Linked DNA regions of Mus musculus: region 1 is linked to region 2. Evidence: chromatin loops called from intact Hi-C (ENCODE). Cell type or tissue: heart. All regions are shown on one strand. Links, peaks and the distances in the headings refer to the core of each region. The heading gives the core; the rest is flanking DNA. Region 1 overlaps Stk3 (serine/threonine kinase 3). Region 2 has its middle 10 kb from the start of Gm22208.

The links. A loop is a pair of places that touch in the nucleus more often than their neighbours do. Peaks named below come from ENCODE experiments on the same cell type or tissue, not always from the same donor. Only the 100,000 strongest peaks of a DNase experiment are listed, where the experiment ranks them.
Region 1: a loop joins it to region 2, with 8 times the contacts of the local background. A loop is called at or near these places in 39 of 42 quality-filtered maps.

Annotation. Positions count from the first base shown.
Region 1 is chr15:34,886,412-34,896,512 of GRCm38, reverse strand. The region is part of intron 10 of Stk3 (serine/threonine kinase 3); the gene reads left to right. Among named protein-coding and RNA genes, the nearest start is that of Gm52204, 19 kb to the left of the region's middle. In heart, for the core only: a CTCF peak has its summit at 4,900 (motif pointing right); a DNase peak (open chromatin) is centred at 5,702.
Region 2 is chr15:34,536,741-34,546,841 of GRCm38, reverse strand. No RefSeq gene overlaps it. Among named protein-coding and RNA genes, the nearest start is that of Gm22208, 10 kb to the right of the region's middle. In heart, for the core only: a CTCF peak has its summit at 5,691 (motif pointing left); no DNase peak of the experiment used is centred there; H3K27me3 peaks cover 434 bases.

The DNA of each region.
Region 1 (10,101 bases), core at 3,659-6,158, 350 kb before region 2:
TATTGAGATTAGGAGCTGTGGCCTTGTCGAAGGAAGTGTGTCACTGAGGGTGGGCTCTGAGGTGTCAAAAGCCCAAGCCAGGCCCAGTGGCTTTCTCTTCCTGCTGCCTTCTGATCCAGCTGTAGAACTTTCAGCTACCATGTCTGCCTGCATGCCACCCTTCTCTCCAGCATGATGATAATAGTCTAACCACCTGAAACTGTAAGTAAGCCCAATCAAATGCTTTCCATTATAAGCAGTGCTGGGGTCATGTGTCTCTTCACAGTTATAGAACACTGACTAAGACACATAAGGAAAGCATTAACCTTCCCACACACACACACACACACACACACACACACACACAATGTTAATCACAATAAAGCAAGGTGCATGGCTATAATCTCAGCATGTGGGAGGTGGGAGTGGGACAATCAGGACTTCGAGGTTATACAATAGCCTGGCCTTTCTGAGACTCTGTCTCTAAAGAGCAAAATTCTTTAACAAAATTCTCAGCAGTCTGGTGAATATCTGTTGTATTGGACCTTTAAGTTGCTGGCATTGTGTTTAAGAACTGGGGTGAGGGTGGGGTTGAGGATAAAATAGGGCACAGCTCCCACTAATGCCTCTGCCCACTTTCTTATAAATGGGTTCTCTGTTCTGTATTTAGTTATTGATGCTTCTGATCAAGGTCATACAAACTTTTTAGCCACAGATCTCCTGGGCACATGAACCTGAGGGCCTTCAACGTTTCTGCTTTCTATCCAGCATTAAGGTATCAACCATATGAGTAGTGGTTCCTAATAAGGCTTGTGTAAGGCATTTCTCATTCAAAGTACTTAGATTTTAGAGAACTCCGCAGTAAGATCTTTAATGATTAATATAGTATTGCCTTTTAATATCTTTAAATGCATGATAATGGTGATCAGTGCTAATAAATAGGTAAAAAGAATATTTTTTAAGGAAATGTAACTAATAAATTAACAGATTGTGGATGAGTGTCACACCAGTTAGTATCTACTCTTACTGGAATAGTAACTCCTGTTTTTCCCTGGATAGTCAACTCTGATAGATAGATACATAGATCAGTAGATAGATAAAAGATAGTCAGTTCTTAATATGAATGAATGAATGAATGAAGGAAGGAAGGAAGGAAGGAAGGAAGGCTGGAGAGATGGCCCAGCAGTTAATAGAAACTACTGCCTTTGCAGAGGACCCTAGTTTGGTTCTGAGCACTCATTGTGCAGCTCACAGCCACCTGTAACCACAGCTCTGGCCGTCTGCTGCCCTGTTCTGGCTTTGAAGGATATCTTCACTCACAATTTATATATATGTATGTATTAACACAAGAATAAAATGTGGGCTCTTTAAGAATTAAAGCTTTTCAGTGTCTGAGGGAGACAAAAATTTTACCTCAGAAAAGAATCAGAAACCAGGCCTGGAGATGTGGGGATGTGATTCTAGCTGCTCCAGAGACTAAGGTAGAGGAATTACAAATCAAGGCCCATCAGAATTATAAAGTGAGTTCAAAACCAGCCTAGACAATTTAGTGAGACCCTGTCTCAAGTGTAAGAACTGAAAAGCATGCTGCTGACCCAACTCAGTGTAGAGCACTTTGTAGGGGGCTTAAAGAAGTATGTCTAATCCCAGTACAAAAGACAAAGACATTCAAATGAAAATTCATTATAGATTAAATAAACAATTTTAGAGGTTTGCAATACTCAAACGAGTTGTGCTTTTTTCTGAATTCTTATTTATTTGACCAAAAAGTTGTTAAATACTAAATGCTGAAATCTGAAGGTCAAGGGCAGCCTTGTGCTTGGATCTCACATTGTACAGTCCTGGGGTAGCAGGTACAACAGCACACTGTAACACAGCCGTAGGCCTTTAGGTGCATAGAGGAAAAGTAACTCACTCCGTTTATAGAGACCACTTGACCAAGAAGACTTGATGGCGTCCACTTAATTTCAGTCCAAAAAATGAGTAGAACTTCAAAGGGAACAGTGTTAAAACAACTTGGAGCCAAGGTAGGAAAAGTGCAGGTACATTTTCATCAAGGAAAAGAATGTGATCATTGATTCTAACTTCTTAAGTTTTGGAACATTTAACTGATAGCTCAGTGGAGAGGGAGCTTTGCTGAATACAAAGAACTAAAAGTGAGACCATGACGATAAGAAGACCCACATGTTGGCAAGAGTCATATAACCAAAGCTGCCTTCATTTGTGCATAGCCATGCCAGGGTTTTACATGCAGTGAAGAGCTAGCTAACGAGCTTTAGGGGCCATGATATGGCTCATGTGATTTTTTTTTTAATTGTAGCTAACTTCTGTTAGAAAATACATTGGAGGGAAGCACAGGAGGAGGGAAGCTAGCTAGTAGTGTGTGGAAACAGCCTGCTTGAGTTTAAGAGGCCTTGAGCAGGAGGGTGGAAGAGAGACGAGAGGCCCACATTGGGATCCATCAGTACATAGCATGACATGCATTGTAACCTTTAAATATGGTAGAGGCTTGGAGAAAAGACCTTACCATAAAATACAGCGTTGTGGCAGTTGAAATTGTGGGTGGGATTGAAGGCAGATTGATTTGATTGACTGGTTGCTGGATTGATTGATTGATTGATTGATTGATTGTGATGCAGACTGAGAGAATGTACACTCCCATCTCAGTCTCCTGGGGCAGAATTCCAGGTGTCCATCACTCACGCCCAGCCCTATAGTTGTTTTTCTTAAAATTTTAAAAATTATTTTATTATTTTAAATGTACAATTTTTTTGCTTGCATGTGTATCTATGCACCACTTATGTTCAGTGCCTATAGAAGCCAGAAGAGGTCATGGGATCCCCTGGAACAGGATTTAGCTACAGTTGTGAGCAACCACGGGTTGCTGGAAAATAGACCCAAGTCCTCTGGAAGCTCAGCCAGCTCTCGACCCCCAAGACAGCTAGCTCTTCAGTCCCCGTTTTCTTGATATGTTTATTTTAAATGTGAGGTACTAAAAGTATTTCTTGCTGATGTAAAGGATAAAATAGAGAGCTAGATGGTACACAAGAAAAAAAATGTACTTCAGTTTTTGAAGAATAGCACACCAAGGCAGTTGTCAGGTAAGCAGGGAGGTTGCAGTCGTCTGCTAACGCCAGTGAGGCATGTGGCTGGGACACAGTGGGAAGTGACACTGCTTCATATTTAAAAGGAATTTGGAGCTTTGTGTTGCTATTTGAATTACGAGATATCTTCCTTTATTCCAGGCAATGGCTTATTTTCATGGTCCTTTTAGAAACATTCTTGTTCAGTCTTTTAAAAGGCTATTATGTCACCCTGTGCTCTCCTAGGAATTATAAAAAAATAATAAACTTTTGAAAGCACTTTACAAAATTAAAGAATTATAAAAATGCTAAGTGCTTTGTGTGGTCATTGATTTAATCTTATAATGTTTAGGCCATTTTGCCAACTCAATGTGGATTTTATAATATGTACTTGTTCTTACTCTGTTTTCTGTAAATTTTCACATTCTGATTTTATTATATCCTTATGTGTGTTTTTGCTAGTTTAGCAATAGTGATTAATTTTAAATTATTTATTGTAGTTAAGGCAAAAATAAAGTGAAACTGAATTTTCTAGCGTAAAATTCTGTGCATTTATTTAAAAAAAAAAAAAGTCACTCTTACTTTGTAGAGCAGAGCATAGAGAGCATAAAGGCACGCGGACTCATGCCTGTAATTCCTGCAGTCAGAGGTTCAGACAGGAGGATTGCTGAGTTCAAGAGCATGCCAGGCTATGCAGTAAAGCCCTGCTGCCTCCCCTCATGATGGCAGACCCAATCTAATCAAACATTTGAGGATATTGAATTATCTCTGGAAGTTACTTAATCATTCTAATCTTCATTAATAGTATCTGTAAAATAAGTATTTATAAACTTGTCATCTCCTCGCTGTGTGGTTCTGTGAGTAAACACTAGGATGTGAAGAAGCCATGGATTGATTCATTTTGTTTAGACTTAAGAGCCATTGACATTCTGAAGAAAAAAAAAACAAAAAACAAAAAAACAACTGAATCTAATTTACAGCCTTTGTGAAACCCTCTAATGGAAACATTCGCTATGGTGGAAACCGTGTATCTTTGTTATTAACCTTAACTATGTTCAGATTCTGGCTACCTTTCAATAACTACATGTCTTGAGAAGTTAACATTTTTAAAGATTATTTTATGTATAAAATACTTGTTCTGCCTGCATGTCTGTGTGTAAATCATATGTGTGCAGTGCCCATCAAGGCCACAAGAGGATGTGGGATCCTCTGGAACTGGAGTTGCAGGGGTTGTAATCTGTCCTATGGGTGCTAGAAATGGAACCTAGGGACCCTGGAAGAGCGGCCAGTGTCGGTTGCTGAGCCATCTCTCCAGCCTCCTGAATGTTCAAATAAACTCTGGTGTTTCTAAAACTGTAAACTTTCAAAAGTTATAGTATTTTACTGTTTCACAAAACTGTTGCCTTAGGTAAGATTACAGTGTCTGCTGGAGGCAAGCAGTTGATTCATGTAACTACTGCATTGTATAGACATATCCATAGTAACATGAATCCATATAAAAGAATATCTCCTGTAGAGCTAGCCTGAAAACATTAAATAGCCGAATGCCGTCCAGGTCTTTTCACTCACTCGGCTCCCCAGGGAGTGTCCAACACGTTCTGAGGGATACTTTCTCACTGAAGCCTTGAAACAGCTTATTAGTCCCTAGTTGCCAAACTTATCCATACATAGTTTACTGCCTTACACACAGCCCATCAATGCTATTGGTGATTCCTTTCTGGTCTAGACAAGAGTTTCAAAACACATAATGCTAAATTAAAAAAAAAAAAAAGGTGAAATTTAAAAATAGAAAAGCAGGTCTTCTCTCTTAAAGGTGGAAGATGTGCAGCACCAACTATGGGCAGCAGAGGGTGCTGGCTAGCCAAAGACATAATGTTCTCATGGAGGCCGAGTGAAACCTTGTCGTTGTGAGGGGGGCTTCAGTAAACAATTGCTCATGTCTGTGGAGCACAGTGGCTTCATGTTCTTCGGTTCCACAAACCATTAATCTGAAAGGGACCCGTCTTCCTAACTACTCAAGAGCCAGCGATCAGCTGGAGGTATCCATCCTTCACAAATGTGTGCACCTCCTGTGTTTGACCTCACCTCCACCCTGTTGAGGATTGCTCACTCAGAACTCACTCCATACAATTCAGGTAATGTTGGAGTGTTTAATTTTACTTCTTTCTACTGGCTTCCAGTAGTAACTTTCTTAATGAGACTTAAAAGCCTTTCGAAAAATAGTAGCAGGTTATTCACTCTGCTCTAAGCTAGCTAAGAAGCCCACTCCTTTAGGAGCCACTAAACAGTGTCTCATTTGAATGATCAGAGCAGAGATTTCCCAGGGAAAGAGAAAAATCCACTGCCATCATCCTGGCAGAGTCACGTGCCCTGTTTGGTATTGTTATAATTTAGAATGCAAAAAGATCAGTGAAAAACAGTTTGGGGTGACTGAAAAATTGGAAGGTAGTTAACAAAACCCACAGATGCCTTCATATTTAAGAGTGCTTCCTTTTTTGAGCAGCATAGCCTGGTGCAGCTGCTGACATGACAGCCATTGTGGACTGTGAGAAAGAGGACAGTCTGGCAGCAGGCTTTGTAGTGAGGATGATGAAATGAGGCAGTTAACACATCTGCAGGAAGAAAGCAATAGCCAGAGCCATGCCTGTCAGCACTGCAGCTGGGCTTCAGTGAGGTGCTGAGGATACAGAGACTGTGCTTGATGATGGTGGGCCTCGGGGCCTCTCACACATGACACACTCTGGCAAAAGAGAAGGAGCTGATAAAGTTTTCTCGTGTGAATGTCCCTAATAGAAAATGGGCCAGTGGAACTGAAAGAGAACACTGATAGCCAGAGAGGGCAGTGTGTGTGAACCGGCTTTAAGGAATATGATTCTGTTTAACAATAGTTTCTTAGCAAATTTAATTTTGTCTATTTTGGTTTTGTACCTCTTCTGAAATAAAAAAGGCAAGGAACATCTTTTTTACACTATTCTTGCTCACTGCTTCTGTTCATTCCAGGTGTTAGGCACGTAGGGCTTGGTCTGCTGTATCACTCGGGACTGGGGATCACATAGTGTTATCTGAGAATACAAAACAGTGCGTAGACGATTCCTTAAACAACAAAATATTCCAGCCACTTGTACATGGAAAGTTCCTCAGGAGCACGTTGACTTCTGTATTGCATAGCTGCGTTATTATTATTCCAGCAGAGATAACCCAACAGCATGGCTCTCATTTGCTTCCTAATTACAGATGCATTTCCCCTTAATCCTTATTAAAATGGACTTTTTAAAGAGTAAGCTGAAATTTCATCCTGTAAAATAAAATGTAAAGATTTACTAGTAAAACTACTTCATATTAATGTGTATTATTCAAACCAGAGCTCACATTCTGATCCCCAAGTTTCCACTCACGACCACAGTCTCCTGGCAGGGCAGTGTGTAGATGCAAAGTGAGATTCGATGCACTCTGAAGAGCCCCAGCTGGGGCTCGCTTGTGTTGTCACAGTAGTTGTGAAGCCACTCAGAAAGCAGGTGTCTGGCTGGAGCCTGGCCTCCCAGGTATGTCAGCTTGGTACTGCCCTGGCACTGACAGACTCTGGGGACATTTGGGGAGGTACTCATTTTAAAGGTAATACTAGAGGCAGACTCCCTCGTGCTTTGTGCTCTACCAAGTGAAACCAGAATGTTTAAGCCCTACCCCACTCACACCTTTTCCATTGAAACACTGTAAAAGTCCTTGCAGCCCATTCGTTTACCATAATGGTCCAAGCATGAGGTTTGCTGAGTGCTTATTACAAGTAATGACAAACAGGATGGCTCAGTGCACAGACACTATAGTCCTCTCCGTAGACTAGAGTCTTGGATGGTTACCTTTGGAAGTTGATACCTCGATCATAGGACCCTAAGACAGTAATGTTCCCTTGGTCTCATTTTATACCCTCCTGGATGTTTTCCCTCCATCATACTTTCTTTTTAATGCAGGGTCTCTCCCTGAACCTGGACTCACTAATGTGACTAGACTAGCTCAAGGGATCAGCCTGTCAGTATGCTGTGTCCCTCACCCAGCACTGGAATTAGATCACCCAACTTTTACATGAGTGATGAGAATCTGAGCTCAGGTCCTCATGCTTGCATGGCAAGCAGGTGCCTACCGGGCCAGCTCCCTAAGCCATATGTTAGACAATGTTAATGAAGGAGCGAGGGGAGACGCTCTCTCCTGGAGTTGGGGGGTTTGTCTTTGATCTTCCCAAGACTTGTTATACTAACTAGGCATATATTCCATGTACTTAACATTTTTGTAAGAACCCTCCTATCCATTCCTGGGGAGTGGTTTTGTTTTTGGGGTTTTGTTTTGTTTTGTTTTTGGTTTTGTTTTTGGTTTGTTTTTTTTTTTTTTTTTTTTTTTTGGTTTTTGTTGTTGTTTTTTGGTTTGGGGTTTTTTTGGGGGGAGAGGGGGCTATGAGTATTTGTTTGCTTTGTTTTTGTTTTTTCAAGACAGGGTTTCTCTGTGTAGCCTTGGCTGACCTAGAACTCACTTTGTAGACAAGGCTGGCCTGGAACTCACAGGCCACTTCTGCCTCCCTGAGTGCTGGGATTAAAGGTATGTAACACCTTTGCCCTATGCTCCTCTTGGAATTTTAATTGAATTCACATTATCTGTTAATAGCTAGGAAACTAAAAGTACTATTTCAGCCACAAACTACGCCATACTAAGAGTAATTTCATTTTCTAAGCTGTGTGACTAATAACAATGCTGGTCTATGACATCTACTTCATGTTTTTAGTCATATATTTTGCTATATTTTGCATTTTAAAGAAACTATATGTGTCAGTCCTCCAGAACTAATATATCAGGGGATCCTGTTTATTTTTATGTATTGCTTCATGATTAAAACATTATCGAAAGAAATTATCCATTACAATCTCAATTTCATGATTTGTGTATTATGGTTGACCTGTATTTTTATTATAAAGTGACTTTCCTAAGTAATTTTTTTACATAGTTGTGCTATGGATATATTTTAATAATCGTAAGTATTGTGGTGTCACCACAGCAGGAAATTCCATTAATAGACCCACTCGGTGATATGACTAGAGCTGTCCTTGCCTGTTGTGCTTGCCAACGCATGTTAAGTGAGGATATTGTTACTGCTTTCTAAAATATTTGGTAGAAGCCATTCATCTAAAACAATGATGTTCTTTATTATCAGACATTCAGAATATATGTGTAATAGGGTATGTGTGCCCCAAATGCTGTGACTTCCCCAAGATAATGTTTCCCTTCACCTGCCAGCCATGTGCTAATTTTCCTTCTTGATGCCAAACATAGATTTCCTTACATTAATGTATATACAAAACGGTGCTGAAGAGGACTTTCTGTTGCTGTAGAATTGTTTGTCACTAGTGTCCACAGCAAGGGTTCCAGGTTCTGCCAAGTAATAAGAACACACCACTTTTTGTGCATTCAAGAAAGACCTACTAAAGAAAGAAAGTGTTCTAGGCTCTAGTCCCAACACTAGGCACTCATGGCTGCAGGGGTGGTTTCCCAGGGTTAGCCTCTGATGTGGGTGGGTTCCATTGCTAATTAATGCTTGCAAATAAAGAAGGAGGGAGAAGTGGCTGCTGGAGGAGGCGAAGGGTGAGGTGACTGTCTGGATTTTCACTGTTGACGAGAAGAGCCTTCCATGGTATCTGTCAAAATGCTCCTCAGTGCAGCACGCAGGGCCACACAGACCTATCTGTTTCATTTTCCTCAGGAACTGCCTTTCTCAGCTGGGCAGGCACTCCATCATGGAGCTGCGGGGTCAGTTGGGGATATTAAATGCTTAAGTTTACTGTTAAAGTTTTAAAGTTGACAGTCTAAGGGAGAGAGAAGAAAATTAGTTGGTATATTTTGTTTTTGTTTTGTGGTGTTTGTTTTGTTTGTGCATTACCTAGATTAAATTCAAAGAGAGTGACTTGAGGGAGCTGTTCACAGGGAATGGTGGTGCCTCCAGAAAAGAGAGCCTGGCATTGCTTCCTCCGTCAGCTGTGTGCTGAGCTATCCTGTAAACTCACTATATGCCACTAAATCGGGGTTCTGACCACACTGCATTTGAAGAACACACTGGCATACACACTGGTCATTACAAAGCTTCTGTAGGCTGAGCCAAGGCCTGCAAGATCACAGGACCATAGTGTAGTGGGCTAAGAGTCGAATGAACACCATGCCCAGACCCCTTCCCTTTCTTTCCTGGAGAGAGAAGCTCTCCTGTGTCTGTGCTCCCAGAAAGGGCAGAGGTGATAAGCCCGTCCAAGTGGCTTCAAGAGCAAAGGAGACAAAACCCCCAAGGGTTAGTTTGCCCCATGCCAATATGAATGGGCACTGTGGTAATACATCATGAAACACACACACACACATCTGCCTCTTCTGTGGACAGAATAATCAGTCCACCCAGAACAAGCACAGACTCCACCCCCACTGCTCATAACCACTCTGTCAGAAAAGTGACTCCTCCAGCTTCTCACAACTGAGACCTTAAGGGGACAGAAGGCTCTGGGCATGCCCCACGTTAAGGAAAGGGGGCAAAATTCACATTTTGTATGAGGCTGATATTCATAATTGTCTAGACTTTGACTAAAAATACTAGAAGCCAGTGGGATGCACTTCACATTCTTTAGAATGTTAGAGAAATGTGGCATGGTACAGATGAAAATATTTATTAGAGAAATAAACTATTTTAAATTTATGTAATGGTGCCACAAAGGTTTGGCTGCCTAGTCAGCTAGTTACAGAACAATTTTAAACACATTGCATAAGTGTATGTGTGTGTTTGTATATGTGAGAGTGTGTGTGAGTGTGTGTACACATGTGCACATATATTTACATTGCCATTCCTCAGGAGCCATCCTGTGTGTGTGTGTGTGTGTGTGTTAATAGGATCTTTCATTAGTCTGGGGCTTGCCAGTTTGGCTAGGCTGGCTGGCTAGCCAGAGCCCCTGGAGCCTCTCATGTATCGGCCTCTCAGTACTGGGTGAGAAGTACCAACGACCTAGCCAGCGTTTGACAAGGTCTT
Region 2 (10,101 bases), core at 4,626-7,125:
ATACTGAATGGCTAAGAAGCACACAAAAAAATGTTCAACATCCTTAGTCATGAGGGAAATGCAAATCAAAACAACCCTGAGATTCCACCTCACACCAGTCACAGTGGATAAGATCAAAAACTCAGGTGACAGCAGATGCTGGCGAGGATGTGAAGAAAGAGGAACACTCCTCCATTGCTAGTGAGATTGCAAGCTGGTACAACCACTCTGGAAATCAGTCTGGCAGCTCCTCAAGAAATTGGACATAGTACTACTGGAGGATCCCACAATACCTCTCCTGGGCATATATCCAGAAGATGTCCCAACGGGTAAGAAGGACACATGCTCCACTATGTTCATAGCAGCCTTATTTATAATAGCCAGAAGCTGGAAAGAACCCAGATGTCCCTCAACAGAGGAATGGATACAGAAAATGTGGTACATTTACACAATGGAGTACTACTCAGCTGTTAAAAACAATGAATTTATGAAATTCCTAGGCAAATGGATGGACATGGAGGATAGCATCCTAAGTGAGGTAACCCAATCACAAAAGAACACACGTGATATGCACTCACTGATAAGTGGATATTAGCCCAGAAGCTCAGAATAGCCAAGATACAATTCGAAAAACACATGAAACTCAACAAGAAGGAAGACCAAAGTGTGGATAATTTGATCCTTCTTAGAAGGGGGAACAAAATCAGAGCAGAGACTAAAGGAATGACCATCCAGAGACTTCCTCACCTGGGGATCCATCCCATAAACAACCACCAAACCCAGACGCTATTTTGGATGCCAACAAGAGCTTGCTGACAGGAGCCTGATAAAGCTGTCTCCTGAGAGGCTCTGCAAGTGCCTGACAAATACAGAAGTGGATGCTCACAGCCAACCATTGAACAGAGCACAGGGTCCATAATGAAGGAGCTAGAGAAAGTACCCAAGGAGTTGAAGGGGTTTGCAGTCCCATAGGAAGAACAACAATATGAACTAACCAGTACACCCAAAGCTCCCAGGGGACTAAACCATCAACCAAAGAAAACACATGGTGGGACTCATGGCTCCAGCTGTATATGTAGCAGAGGATGGCCTAGTTGGTCATCAATGGGAAGAGAGGCCCTTGGTCCTGTGAAGTTTCTATGCCCCAATATATGGGAATGCCAGGGCCAAAAAATGGGAGTGGGTGTGTTAAGGAGCAGAGGGAGGGGTAGGGGAGAGGGGGTTTTTGGAGGGGAAACTAGGAAAGGGATAACATTTGAAATGTAAATAAAGAAAATACCTAATTTAAAGAAAGAATAGTCAAGTAGATAGATGGATGGTTAATTAATTGAATTGATTAATAGAAAAGATACAATCTCTGCCCTTGAGACTCTTACTATCTGGTTGAATAGGTCTCTTTGCATAGATTAGTGTAAGAACAACACATTTTTCAAAAGATTTGAAGTCTGATGTGGGGGAGCGAGGTGGCTCAGCTGTTAAGAGCACTGTCTACTCTTCCAGAGGACTTGGGTTCAATCCAGTCACCCACATGGCATCTCACAGTTCACAATCATCTATGACTCCAGTCCCAGGGGAATCCCTTCCCCTCTTAATGGCCTCCAAAGACACCAGGAATGCATGTGGAGCACATAAATGCATACAGGCAAAACATTCTGCACATAAGCACAAAATAAAATAATTGAATAAAATAAAAGACATTTTTCTTTAACACCCAGCCAGAAAAGTCTCTCTCTCTCTCAGTCCTTCCCTGGCCAAAAAAAAAAAAAAAAAAAAAAAAAAAAAAAATCCTCGTCATGAAGAAGCTCCTGAGAGGAGGAAAGTCATCTGTGACCTTATGGTCCAGACCCAAACCAGCTGGGCCTGAGAGCCAAGAAAGAGTGCTAAGAGCAAGCAGAGCTGCTTGGCTGCTGTGCCTACCCAGTGCTGGGGCAGGTGCCAGGAAGTGCTTGGGACACCAGGCATGGGGAATGGGGAGCCAATGTCGATGCTGCCAAAGGGGCAGGACTGGAAGCAGCATGGAGCACAAACACTCAGACCCTGTGGCTCTCCCAGGGTGCGCAGCTGTAATTCTACCTAAGTCCCTGCCTGTACTAGTTAAGTCACTATGTGTAACCAATCACCCCAAACTGTAAAACCCTGAACAACAATCATAATCAGCCTGTATCATTTCCGTGGGTCAGAAAGCGAGGGTCAGTTTGGCTGGGCAGTTCTGTCTCAGTGCCTGGGGAAGTTATAGGGATGTACTCAACAAAGGTTGCAGACTCTAGGCTGGAGGGTGGGAAAGACAACCCACTCAGTAAACTGCCTGCCTCCCAAGCATGAGGACACAGGCCATTTGACAGACAGACCCTGCCTCGCCATACCCTAATATCACCTAAGAAGCAGTTACATAAGCGATTACGTTGAACCTTATCATCAACAAAAAGGCTGAAAATGCCAGGTCCAAAGAAAACTCCACTCTCCCAAATTCTGGTGCCCTAATTTCCTCTACCAAAGGAGCCACTTCTTTATCTGACCGAAGGACAAATGGCTATGTGTGGTGCCTATTAGCACACCAAAACTCCTGCTGGCCTCTGGGCTCTCTCAGCATTGCAAATACCTATTACAGAGTCTGAGCTAGCATCCAGGCTCTTCCTGACCCCTACCCTAAACTTCTCCAGCTCACAAGATTCCCTCCCCCATCCTCTCATTTCCATAACCCTGCACACACTCTGACTCCTCTCTCTCTCTCTCTCTCTCTCTCTCTCTCTCTCTCTCTCTCTCTCTCTCTCTCTTGCTCACTCACTCTAAACCCCTCCAATCCAATCTGCTAGCCTTGCTCAGTCTACTACTTTGTTTACTTGCTCTGGACTCTTCCAGATGCCTCTGGCTGGAGGCTCCATCATAGCTGCAATAAAAACATTCCCTTCAACCATACCTTGAAGAACAAACTGGGGGCTTCCAGCGTTCCTCAGTGGCCTGTACTTCATTGTCTCTTCTGAATCACATGTCTCCTAGTTCACTATCTCTTCCATGTCACACATCTCCCATTCAGTGTCTCTTCCATGTTCATGTCTCCTAGTTCACTGTCTTGTCCATGTCACAGGTCTCCTAGTTCACTGTCTTTTCGTGTTATGTGTCTTCTTCTGGTTTTTTTCTGCCTTCAGCTGTTCTCTTAAAACCTATTTTTAGCAAACACAGAAGTGGATGCTCACAATCAGCTATTGGATGGATCACAGGGCCCCCAATGGAGGAGCTAGAAAAAGTACCCAAGGAGCTAAAGGGATCTGCAACCCTATGGGTGGAACAACAATATGAACTAACCAGTACCCTTGGAGCTCCTGACTCTAGCTGCATAGGTATCAGAAGATGGCCTAGTTGGCCATCAGTGGAAAGGCCCATTGGTCATGCAAACTTTTTATGCCTCAGTACAGGGGAACGCCAGGGCCAAGAAGTGGGAGTGGGTGGGTAGAGGATTGGAGGGGGGGTATGGGGGACTTTTGGGATAGCACTGGAAATGTAAATGAAGAAAATACCTAATTAAAAGAAAGAAAGAAAGAAATTAGGGAAACAACACCCTTCTCAATAGTCACACACACACACACACACACACAAAAGCCATTCTACTTACTGTCTGTATGACAGAGGGCTGGTTGTTAAGTCTCTCTGTTTCTCAGTCTCTTCCCCCAGAAACATGGAGAAATGACAGTGTTCCTGTCACTGAGTGTGCATGTAAATTACACAAATTAAGCCAAATGAAATATTTAGAGCAAGACTGAGTAGTCTTGACAATGCTGAACTCAGTGCTGTGTGTGTCATGCATGTTTCATGTATGTGTCAAGCATCATACAGCACTATACAGAACACTAACAGGTCTTTCGACTGCAATTGTCGGCTAGAATTAAACAATAATGTGGCCAAATGGCAGGGGTTTGTAATCAGCACCTTCCTTATTAAACATTTTTTAATTTAAAAAAAAAACCTATTTTTACCCTTTTGTAGTCTAACTTCTAGTTTTACTACTTGTATCTGCCCTCTTTATATGTGTGCATATATAAATCTGCATATGAGAGAAAGAGAGAGACCCTGTCTCAGAAAACAAGTAGGATGACACCTAACCCCGGGCACTCAGGGTCATCGTGGCTTCCATGCACACTCACACACACTAAATCCAGGCTGAACAGAGGTTGCATGGTCCCCTTTCGAGATGGCTCACTTGAATGACTGGCAAATCAGTGCTTTCTTAGTTGTTGGAAGGCCAACAAGGCCAGCTTGGGAGATTTAGCTGTAAGCAAATCACCTCTGGATTTGTACAGCTCGACTAAAACCACTCCATAGAAGTTGAAGTTGATACTGACAACATGGTTGTGAGCTTTTACACACATACACGCACACGCACGCACACACATGGGTGCACACGCATGTACACAAGTGCATGTGCACACACACGTTGAAGCCCTGACACTCACCCCACATGGTAGCACTGAGTGGTGAGTCCTTTGGGTAGCAGTCAGGTTCAGGTGAGGTCATGAGGGTGGGAAGTCTGTAAGGGAAGGAAGGAGAGAGAGCAGAACGTTCAATCACACAGTGCAGTAAGTGTGCTTTCCCTGTTTTCTTCAAAATGGGATGTAATATAGCTTACAATTGAGGGTATGAATGTTAGGAAGAGGGATCTCACCAGGAGCCAAGTCTGCTAGCACCGTGATCGTCAACCTCCCAGCCTCTAGAACAATAAGAAATAAGTGTCTGATAAGCCACTGACCAACCTGTGGGGTTTATTCACAGCAGCCAGAGACAGCCAGAAAGCAGCCTCAGAAAGGTATATTCTAGACGGTGTAGTATCAAGATGGGAGACAGCTATCTAAGTCCTATGGGTGTGTAAAGCCATTGAGACCTTCAGGTCTGTCTGTCGTGGCATCTATGTATCCATCATCCCTGTATCTATAATGCCAGGGCACAGGGTTGTGCCAGGCCTGAGGTGGGTAACAACTGCTAAAAAAACATGTGTGTCCTTTTTCCATCCAGTAACTCGGTTAAATGGAGCGGGTGCCCAGGGGATTCCCTGCTTCCTGACAGGCTGTAGGTGCTGAGCACAGGGACTCTGCCTGCCCCCAGTGACATTTCAGTCAGTTCAGTGAGGCACTTGTGTAAACTGACCATTCTGTATAATGTGGTAAATGTACACACAGGAGGTTAGAGTCAGAAGGGAAGAGGCCAGTGTGGAGGCATGTAGCAATGCTGGCAGCGGTGTGAAGTTGAAAGAACCTTCCCGGGGCAGATGAGAGAGACTAACTGTGAATGATGGGATATGGTCATTAGAGCATTCCTAAAGGCTGAATCCTCTTAGTCTCTTTTGCTTCGGAGAGAGCAGCTAGAGAAGGTGCGAGGATCTAGGGTCAAACACCTAGCGTCTCTTTTGAGCTTAGTATAGCAAATTCAATTTTTATTTTTCTAGGTCTAGCATAATGTCCTACTTTCTTCCTCATCATTTGGATGGAGCCTTTCCACATGGAAGAGAGTGTCTGGGGACAGCAACAAACCTTACATCTCCTGGTTCTGAGTGTAGGCCCTGGTCTGCAGCTGGAGCTCCACAAACAGCCATTGAATCTAAAGAAGCAGCTGCCCTTCCCATTTGCCTGAAGGCTCCAGGGAACATCCCTCCAGGGCTAGTAGTTCCCTTAATTTCTAGGGACTGAACCTCTGGGAGTGTCACTGTTGGTCCATACTGCCACCCAGTGGTTATACTTGGGTACTGCATGTTCTCAGTGGACAACTCTGGAGGGTCCCCAAATGGCCATGTTCAACCCCATAACATCTCAGAATAACTATCTATTTTAGCTTTTGTGTGCTAAGTGTCCATCTTCCAACAGATTGCTAATGAGAGGTCATATCTGAGAGAGATAAAAGGGAAATGACGGACTGTGACAAGCCTTTACCAAGGAGCATGTTGGCCAGGATGGTGACTGCCATCTGTTAGGTGCCACTCTCTTGCTGTGCTGCCCTAGACAATCACTTTGTTTCGGTGGACTTGCTCAGTGAAGCATCTTTTGCAGCCTTTCTGCAAAATAAGAGATTGCACAGCTTACAGAATTGCTATGGGGATTAAAATAAATAATCCATATAAACTACGCTAAAGCTCCCTGGCAGGCACATGCAAGCACTTAGCAAATATAAACACAAGGCACTTAAGTTTCTGTTATTCTATCTCAGCTCAGCGAGGGGGATGAAGGGAGCCTTAGTGCCATCTCCATTGTTGACAAGGACACTGAGGACCTGAGGGCTTAAGTAACTTCCCCCAAGGTCCTTCAGTCTGAAAAGGGCGGGGTTTAAAGCCCATCTTTATGGATCTTGCCGTCATCCCAAGTAGGTCTTTGAAAGTTCTGCCCCTTGAGTTGCAGACCCACTGGGAGAAAGTTGAAATGATCCAAAGAGGAAGAAAGAATGACAAAGATCCAAATCTAGCACAGTTTACAGCTCACATCTACTATGGGTGAGCAATCCTCTCGACGGAAGAAGGCACATGTTTTCCAAACCCTGGTCCTGAGGAGTGCCCACTGCGTCAGGAGGTTCTGGCTTCAATTCATACACAGAAGCTGTGTTATGTGGCTAAGTGACTTAGACACATGCTGTCCACTCTCTAGGACACAGCTTCTTCCATGTCCAGGTGGGACAAGAGAATCCAAATCACCTGCCCAGGCTGACATCTTGTCATCCCATAATCTATACCCTTCGAGTGCTCCCTAACTATCTGCAGTGAGGGTCCCAGGTGACCAGCAAAGAACCAGAACCCTGGAAAGGACTGGTGACAGATGGAAAGGCTGGCTGGGTTCTATCACATGAGCAGGAACTTAATCCCTGCTAGAATCCAGTAACAATGTCCACAAAGGCCTGGAAGCCAGGCCCGTGATTTATGGACAAGATTAGAAGACTACAGTGATTATTGGCCCAGAAGACCCACACTGGGTAGGGCATGAGCAGAGGCTACAGCTCCAGGGAGTGCAGGGTTCAGAAGGTGCCACACAGCACCTTACGTCCCTTCAGGGTACGAGGTGGCTGTGTGCTATTGTCTTGTTTTGGCGAATATTTTCAGCATGAGTGGGCCAATTGGCAGACGTAATCATAGGCATTTCACACACACACACCTAACAAGGGCAAGATGAATGATGTGGGTGGTGCTGGAGTCATAAATATCACCAGTATATCAAGGCAAAATGAAAGCAAAGAAAATAAATCTATCAGGATTCCGTGGCTCTCCAAAGCAACCCCAGGACAAAGGAAGCCAGATTCCCCCGACAGCCTGAGCACCGGACTCCTAAACTGTCTTCTCTGGCCGCCAAAGCTTGAGCAATTTCGACACAAGGCAGTGTGTGACTCTCGTGTGCTTTGGAGCACCTGCATGACTCTGATGTAGAAAGCCTGGTAAATCTCACAATGTGTGTGTGTGACTTAGGACAGCCTGAGTTCTGTTTCCTACTGGCTGGCTGGTCAGTGGCCTCTCTCCGTGTTGGCTTCCTCATCTAGAAAGGAAAATGGGAGTCTTGATGAGAGTGTGGTTGTATGACATGGATCACAAGCCTAGTGTTCCACTTTTGACAAACTAGTGCCTGAGTGAGGTCGCTGGAAGCCTGCAGATCTACTCCACGCCACGCTGGCAGGACTGATGTTTTGTTTCCCCACTGAGAATGAGAGAAGTGAAGAGTCCTGGGTGGCTCTGTAAAAGCCGCATGCTGGGTTTGGGGACTCTTGTTCAAGGTCGTGTTTGAGCTTGTTTCTATGGTCAATACAGTTTGGTAGACACCTCCACCTGACTTATAAAATTGTGCCTAAATTCTACCTGGGAACATAGAGAGGGCTCAGATCACAGCCACCTCCTCCCCAGCCTCTAGGTGGAGTGGAACAGAGTCAAAGAGTTGTCAGTAGAAAACAGAGTTGGCAGTAGAAAAGTAAAACTCTCCAGCGGCTGTGTAGCTCCTCATGTGGGAGAAAGGCGGGTAAATGAACTGACTAGTATATCAGGAACCAAGCTCTTCCCCAACATAAGAAGTAACTCCTACCTTCCCCCCTTTCAAAGACAGGGCCCACAGACAGACCTCAAGCAGTGGGCTCAGAGAAGCTTGGGAGATGAAGTCTGAAGCTGCCCAACCCTGAAGTGGCTTCTAAGGGAATCTTTGTTCTGGTTTGGAGTCTCCTGCTACTTCTTAACTTCTGGCCTGGCAGGATGCCCTGGAAGTCTCCTATCTCCCTTTCTCCCCCAGGTGATCTACAGCTCTGGCCAGCTGCTTCATCACCCACTAGGTCCACCCTCCACTTTGAAGACCTGCAACCTCAAGATAGCCAACCAAGGGCCCAGGACTGGAGCCTTGGTTGAGCATCCTTTCTTAGCATCCACATGGGCTTCTGGAGATATGGTACAGATGACTAACATGACAGGAGCATTTGGGAAGACCAGATACAGCAGACACTGACATTTTGCTCAAAAGCAACACCCGAGAGTCAAGATGCTGCAGCTCAACTCTGAGTACCCTAACATCTGGTCACCCCCAGTCCACCAAAACTTATTCAGCTGGCTCCCCAGTGTGGGAGCCATGGGAGCCACATGGCAGATGCCTGTAAGATGCTGGGGAAAGACCAGACTCTTCAACAGCCAGCACCTAGAAATCAAGGCCTACTGAGGGATGTGGGGAGAAAAGGCACACAGTAGTCTAGAACCTCAGCCTCTGCATGTAAAACAAACAAATAAACAAACAAACAAACATCTTGCCTTGGTTTCTAACATCCCAAGAGTGTCAAGGGCAAAAATATCAGAATCCCTGGAGTAGAGAATACTCAGAAGATGGTCTAGCCTGGTGATTCTGATGACACCCCACAAAATCACCCCCAGAGCTAATGAAACCACAAACTGCTGGCCACCCACAGGCCTGGCGCAGCTGGGCTCTCTGGAGGCTGATGCTCAGAAATGTGTGCCTTTGGCAAGTGCCCAGGAGCTCTGGTGATAGCAGGGTGGTGTGGTAGCAGTGTTTGGACACCTGGGACTCTGTGAACGGCCCTGGAACATTCCTGCCTGTGGGAATCACACTCAAGGATCTGGTCCAGATGCTTGGTTTCCTCTAGGTCTGGGAATGGCACCTGAGATTCTAAGTCCCCATTGCTGAGGCTGCTGATCCCAGGAACATAAGCCTATCGGAGTCTGTTCTCTAGCATCCCCCATCTCACTGAGAAACAGAAAAAAGCCCACAGGGAAGCAACTGAGCCAGAAGAGAAGAAAATGGGGTGGGTGGAAGCTGCAAGCAAGCTGGGCAAGAACTAGTGCCTCGCACAGCTAGTCCAAGGCCAGCAGGGTAACTCCAGCTTATCATTTTCTGACCAAGTGATGGTCCTGGGGCTACCTTCCTAATGACCATTGTGGCTATACAGTGGGAAGTAGTCACAGATGGCACAGACAGGTCCCTTGATCGGGAAATCTGCTGGACCCCTGACAGCTACAGCTCTGCGTCTGGCAAAACTGACATCAGAATGCACATGCCAGCTGCTAGGGCTTGTTCCAGAGTCCACCTCAAGAAGTCACACACACGCACATACCACACACACACACTCAGGCACACTCACATAGCTCTGCAAAAGATACAACAGAACAACAGAACATTGTCATCTTGACCTGGAGGGCTCTATCTCATATTTTCCTGGCCTACTTTTGGGCATCTTTTCCTGTTGTAATGTCTTGAGAACAGGTAAAACTTGTCCTTGGGGCTTCCTTCTGATCTCCCATAGAAGTTGGATGCTAGGGGCCAGAAAATGAACAGTCTCCAGGACAACCGCAGGCTTATAAGAACGGGGTCAATGAAGATTCCTCTGCTGAAGGAAAGCTAAAGACATAAGGCTAGTTTGTTTGCCTTAGAGAAAAGAAAGCAAAAGGTTAATAAGTGACTTCAATAAAAATAAGAGTGGAAAGGAAGAGAGGGCACTGTCACTGAAGCCTTCTGCTCTGTTCGACTGGCTGGATACTGTGAGCAGGCATTACACTTTATATAAGACAGTTTCCATTATTTCTTTTCTAGACATCTTCAAGATTCAGAGAGCCCATGGGCTAGCAAGATAGTCAGTAAGAGCATCTGTGCAGTGAGCCTGAAAGCCTGAGCTCAACCC